Regions from separate parts of the Homo sapiens genome. Here region 2 is linked to region 1. The links are chromatin contacts, found by Hi-C or POLR2A ChIA-PET in ENCODE. All regions are on one chromosome and are shown on one strand. The core of a region is the stretch at or near the end of the contact, and the rest is flanking DNA. Distances in the headings are between cores, read along the strand shown. Region 1 holds the start of RAPGEF6 (Rap guanine nucleotide exchange factor 6). Region 2 holds the start of SEPTIN8 (septin 8).

The links. Hi-C counts contacts between places; a loop is a spot of excess contacts on that map. ChIA-PET counts read pairs that join two places held with the same protein, here RNA polymerase II (POLR2A). Pooled maps may share reads with other maps.
Region 2: a loop to region 1 is called in a pooled map, with 5 times the contacts of the local background. The contact joins the promoter of SEPTIN8 here to the promoter of RAPGEF6 in region 1. A Hi-C loop is called at or near these places in 4 of 50 pooled maps. POLR2A ChIA-PET finds 5 or more read pairs at or near these places in 2 of 52 experiments (GM12878 and activated CD4-positive, alpha-beta T cell).

Annotation. Positions count from the first base shown.
Region 1 is chr5:131,633,836-131,636,591 of GRCh38, reverse strand. RAPGEF6 (Rap guanine nucleotide exchange factor 6) reads left to right here and starts at 1,363. Exons shown (of 28, transcript NM_016340.6): 1 at 1,363-1,630. The coding sequence starts at 1,562. RefSeq lists enhancers at 794-993, 1,004-1,253, 262-1,461, 1,554-1,643, 1,591-2,173.
Region 2 is chr5:132,775,890-132,778,645 of GRCh38, reverse strand. It overlaps SEPTIN8 (septin 8), which reads left to right and starts at 1,407. Exons shown (of 10, transcript NM_001098811.2): 1 at 1,407-1,538. The coding sequence starts at 1,509. RefSeq lists silencers at 1,087-1,136, 1,227-1,636.

The DNA.
Region 1 (2,756 bases), core at 114-2,613:
ATCTTTGAGAGGTTATATTTGTACAAAAAATGAGGAAAACGGATCGTCTGCAACATCCTGTGATTTTTTCCACAATTACTTTATTTCTACAATGGCTATGCCACACTTCGCTGGTAAAGTTTTTGATCTATACCTGAAAAAGAGAAATGCTAATAGTATGTTGTAAACTCCCAGTTTGGGCAAGCCCCAGGACCAACAGAAAACAGTCCTTAAGTCATTGCCGGTCCCAGAAACGGTGTTGTAGCCTGAACTCTCATTGTTTTCAAATATAATTTTAACTCTTATTACGTCATTAAAATTACTGTGAAGCAGTCATTAATTGGAAAGCATGTCATAATCATAAATCACCTTGTTATTTAGTGAACTATGCTAACTGCTGTGAGAAATACCAAGGTGTACCTAGATGTAGTTACAGCCATCAAGGAGCTTAAAATTCAGTGGAAAGGTGGTGTCGCCAAAGTTAGTTACCTATGAACTTATGAGAAAGGGTAAGGAGTATCCTAGAACGATGGATTCTGGAATTGTCAGTGAGCTTATTGTTGAAACGGCCTCAGCAGCTCTCTGGCTGCTCCTAAGGGTGGTCTGTTTTTCTTACCAAGGGAGCAGTGAAACAAAACTGGCTTTATTCGGTCTGTTGGGAAGCAGACTAGAATGTAAAAAGTATTGCAAAAGTTGCCACTCGAGTCCCAACCCTAAACGCAGTTGCCTGAGGGAGGGCTGCCCCGGGCATTTAGTTACAAGAACGCAGTCTAAATCTAGTTTTTTGACTCAAAGGTAATCGTGAGCTGGCCGCGGCACCGGCTGCCTATCCTGGCCGTGAATGTTTGCTTTCTCTGCCCTGGTCTCAGGACGTCCGTTTCGAATAGATCAAGCACTTCTCTGTCGGCAGCTTTCACAAGAGATCTCGTTTTATTTAAAGAGATATGAGGTGTGCGTGGAATTCCTTCTTTGCCGAATGGCGGCTTCTACTTCCGCATATTCAAAGTCGGCAGTAGAAGTTGCAGAGGAGAGCGCAAAGCCGGACTTGGCCACACCCTGGGCTTCCGGATTTGGGCACAACAGTTCTCTCCAGTCAGAACGCCTCCCCACGGTTCTGCCCCAAAATGCTATTTTTGCTCAGGTCCTCAGCGCGTTTCCGGTGTCTCCAACGGATGGAGAAGACGGAACCACAACGCCAAGGCAGACCCCGTGACTGATTTAGGTGAGGTCTCGCGAGGTGTCTTTAAATCTCACGACGACAGCAGGAAACGACTTACTCGCACCGCCCCAATTTTAACGTCACAGTGGAGTTACTCCCTTGGGCGTTTCTTAGCGTGCGCGTGCGTGCTGCGCATGCGCACTTACTCTCCCCCGCCCCCGCGCAGACTTGTCTCCGGCCAGTCGCGCGTGGGTAGAGGCCTTAGGCGGGCGTTGCGAAGGGTTGTTTGCTAGAGTTCGGACCTTGTTACGGCGCGAAGTTCCCTCCTTGGGGCGGGGGAAAGGTACCGCACCCGCTACCTAGTGTGAATGAACTGTGGCGTGGGCTGCTAAGGGCAGGCTGCGGAGTACCCGGGCCGTGGCCATGAACTCACCCGTGGACCCTGGCGCTAGGCAGGCGTTGAGGAAGAAGCCACCCGAGCGGACTCCCGAGGTGAGGCTGGTTGACCTTTATGTGCGTCTCACAGTCCAGTAGACAGCATCCTCCTGTCTGTCCGAAATCCGCGGCGACTGCCCTCTTGCCAGAGTCTCGCACCTGCTACTGGGAATCTGTTCGCTTGAGTCTCTTCCCTGACCCAGGCCCTTGTCGCCAGCAGGGTGCCGACCGCCCTTCCTGCCTGTGATGCGGTCTTAACCCGCGTACCCGTCCTTGCCGGGGGCTTCTGAGTGTCGTTAAGAAAGCACCATTACTAAGTCGTATTTTCTGAGTTGGGTAATATGAGTTTCGCAGTTAGATGCCCATTCGTTTAAGTAGACTATGAAAAACGAGATGGAAATTGTAAGGGAAGTATCTCAGCCATGTAATTTAGAAATAGTTTTTCTTTAAAGGTCTCTGAAATATTGTACAGTTGCCTAAAAAAAAGATAAAGTTTTCAAAGTTAGTTTAAAAGTTTACATCCAGTCAAATGGTGAATTCTGTAGTAGATGATGCATGTTTAAAGAACACCACTGTAGGTACTTTTTCAGACTGTCACTGGGAAATTTTACAGTATTTTGTACTTGGATCCAAAATTTGCTGTGTCGAGTTAACAGTTATGGCATCAGCTTAAAAGATTTTTCATTCGACCTTCATGAAGGCTAGTTTTCAGGCATATAACTAAAACCTGTTAGCTTTGCTTATCCCGGTAGAATGCTAAGGTTTTGGGGAAGGTTTTCCTTGATTTGGAGGTTTCTATAACAAGTGGGACATATTTTCTAAACAAAACACTAAACAGTGTGAGTGGATTATTGGATTGTTTTGTTTAAAGTTGCAGTAAATGAAATGAAATGCTTTGGTTAATTCTTCACTTTGGAGTTTTTCAGATATGTAGTGTTTTGCATACTGAGTCTCAGTAACGTTGGGCTGACCTTTTGGGTCGTGACAATTATTCAGGTCACAACGGAAGCCATGATAGGTCAAATTATGTTATTGAAGATCCTGATGTTTGCATAGGAACAACACAAATTCTACCACTTTCCAGAGTTCTCTTTTTGAGATATACATTTATAATTCGATGAGTGTTTGTTTCCTTATGATGATTCTTGAAGTCAATGTGAGCTGATTTATGAATTTCAGTAGG
Region 2 (2,756 bases), core at 158-2,657, 1.1 Mb before region 1:
AAGCTAGCAGGATTCCACCAGGAAGGTTTGCCATAGATCCAGCTACCCTAACCACTGCTCTGCTCTATTTCTTGTAGATAACTTTAATACAGCATGGGAAACAGCAACATAGAGAGAGGAGCAAAGTGAAAACATTGTCAGGAAGGTCCAGCGGGAAGTCAGTCCACCTTGGGGACAAGCTACAGTTTGCCTGGGAGAGTGAGGAGGGGAAAGCCAAATCAGGGTGACAAGGTCAAACAGCAGAGAGGGGGCTCCTCTTAAGCCAGGTGTGCTAAGTCGAACGTGGTCTTTAGGCACCTCCAGTCAGCACAAGTTTCTGAGTAGGAGAAACAGGTCAGGTTGCTTCTCAGCATACTGGGGTGAGGGGTGTGTGTGGAGGGTGGACCAACCTGGGATGAGGCCAGTGGGGGGTAGGGGGCAAACCTTGCCACATTCCCAGAAAGAGCAGAGAGAAAGGCAGAGGGAAGAGAAAGAAACGGGGTTTCAGAGGATTTGGGAGCTGCTTTTGTATAGATTGTCAGTGAGAAGGATACAGAACCTCCTGAGGCCTCCGACCCTGGCGTAAGTGTTAATTTTCTGAACGTTTTGAGCAGTGACATTAGCGGAGAGAACGTGCACGCACTGGGAGTGGTCATCCTCTTTGCACAATGGTGGAACCATTAAGACGTTGTCCCAAGCCCTTGGGACAGGCAGGGTGATGGACACTTGCAATCTGACGCCTTGACCGTCGAGCTCCGCTTTTCTATTGCAGGAATCCCAGCCTAAACTGCGCATCCTGCTCGTTGGTTGCACAAGGAGCCGAAGGCTGGTCCCTTGCCCGGGAAGGCCGCCTGGCCGGACGCGCGGGTCCCGCCGGGGTTCCCGCCTTAGCTCCGGCCGGAGCATCAGGTGGGGCCCAAGACACCCGCAGACTAGGCTGCCGCGGCCTCTCCCGGATCCGACGGGTCTCCCGCAGCTTGTCCACACTCTGGTTGGTGGTCCCAGCACATTTGCAGGCTCCAGCGGGTGGAGACGGCTTGGTGGGGGAGATCTCTAGGGCGCACGCCGTGCCCCACTTCCCCCTTACGGGAAAGGCTTTCCAGCGCGCGGACCCAGGAGACTCTCACCTAGGCTCGGCCCCAGGCTCCAGGGGACACGCAGAGGCCCGCCGGGCACCAGCCCCGAGCCCCCCGACACTGCCGTCCCGGTCCCCCAACGCGCGGACTACAAGTCCCAGCAGTCCCCGCAGCTGGCACCTCCCGCCTCGCCGCGGAGACCCCCGGCCGTCCAAGCGGCGGGGCTCCGGCTGCGCTCGTGGCCGGGCCGGGCGGGGAGGCCGGTCCCGCGGGCGGGGGCAGGGGCGGCTCCGCGGCTTCTCCCGCCGCCGCCGCCAAGGGGAGTTTCCAGGAAGTGGCCATATTGGATCCATTCAGCCGCAGCCGCCCGGGCGGAGCGCGTCCCGCAGCCGGCTGGTCCCTGTCGCTGCCCCTGCGCTCGTCCCAGCCCACCCGCCCGGTGCGGAGCTCGCCATGGCGGCCACCGACCTGGAGCGCTTCTCGGTGAGGGCCCCGCTGGGCCACGGCGCGCGCGGGAGGCGCGGGGCGCAGGAGGGGCCGCCCTGCAGCTGGCGGGGGGCGCGAAGCGGGCTGTCAGCGCCTCACGGCCGGGCCTCGACACCGGGCCAGCTCGAGGACCCCGGCGCGGGCTCTCGGCCGCGCTATCGGGGGGTCCCGGAGCGTCGGGCGGCCTGCCTTGCCGGGCGGCTGGTCGGGGTCGCTTCCTGGGGCGCAGGCAAGGCTAACCCCTTTCGCGGGAAGGAGCAAAGACCCGCCTGGCTCCGGGCAGGTGCGAAGATAGAGTGGCGCCCGCGGGGCCGCAGGTGAGGGTCCGGGACACTCCGGACCCTATCGCCCAGGGTGTTTCTTTCTGCACACTTGGGGAAGAGTCCTAGCCGCACAGGTGCTGCGGGATAGGTACAGCCGGGGAGGATGGAGGCCCCAGGATCCGAGAGAGTCTCCCACACGAGCCCAGGACAGTTGCAGACTTGAGTCCTGAAGACCCTTGGCCTGCTTTTCCTTCCTCCCCCGCTCCCCTCTGCCCCGCTCCCCACGCCGGAATCCTGGGTGCGACTCCAGGCAGGTCAGGCCTCAGTGGTCGGGTCTGCGGCAGCCATTCGCCAGGAGCTGGAGGGATTCCAGACTCAGCCCAGTGGGCGTTTATTTGGGCTCCAGTCCAGGTCCTCAGAAGGTTGATGTCCCTGGTGGTCCCTGCAGGGGTCTCACTGGGCCTGAGCCTGCCGACAGCCAACTTACTAAAGGCTTTCATAATTCACTCGCGGGAGGGAGGCCTTTGGGGGGTTGTATCTGGACATCCCCTGCTGTCTAAGGCTGGATCTGGGTGTGTCTGGGAGGCTAGGCTGTGACAGTGAAGGAAGCTGTGTCCTCTTGCCAGCATGTAAGGCCCTGGTCGGCTGGAAGGGGGAGGAGGGGGAGAAGGAGGAGGAGGAGGAGGGAGGCCCAGGGCTGTTGGAGGGAAGGGGGAATTCTGAATATGTGAACGATAACGAATTGGTTCTGGGGCTAAATAAGGGAGCCAGGACTTATGTAATTAATGCTATAAATACCGTCATCCCAATTTATATATGTAAATTTTCCATTTAATCTGAAAATACATTTCTTATTCTACTTTGGAAATGTGCATGACTAAAGCAGGAGCTCTTGGTTTCATAATTTCTAGACTCGGGTGTTTTATTCCCATTGGAGAGGGGGTCGTATGTC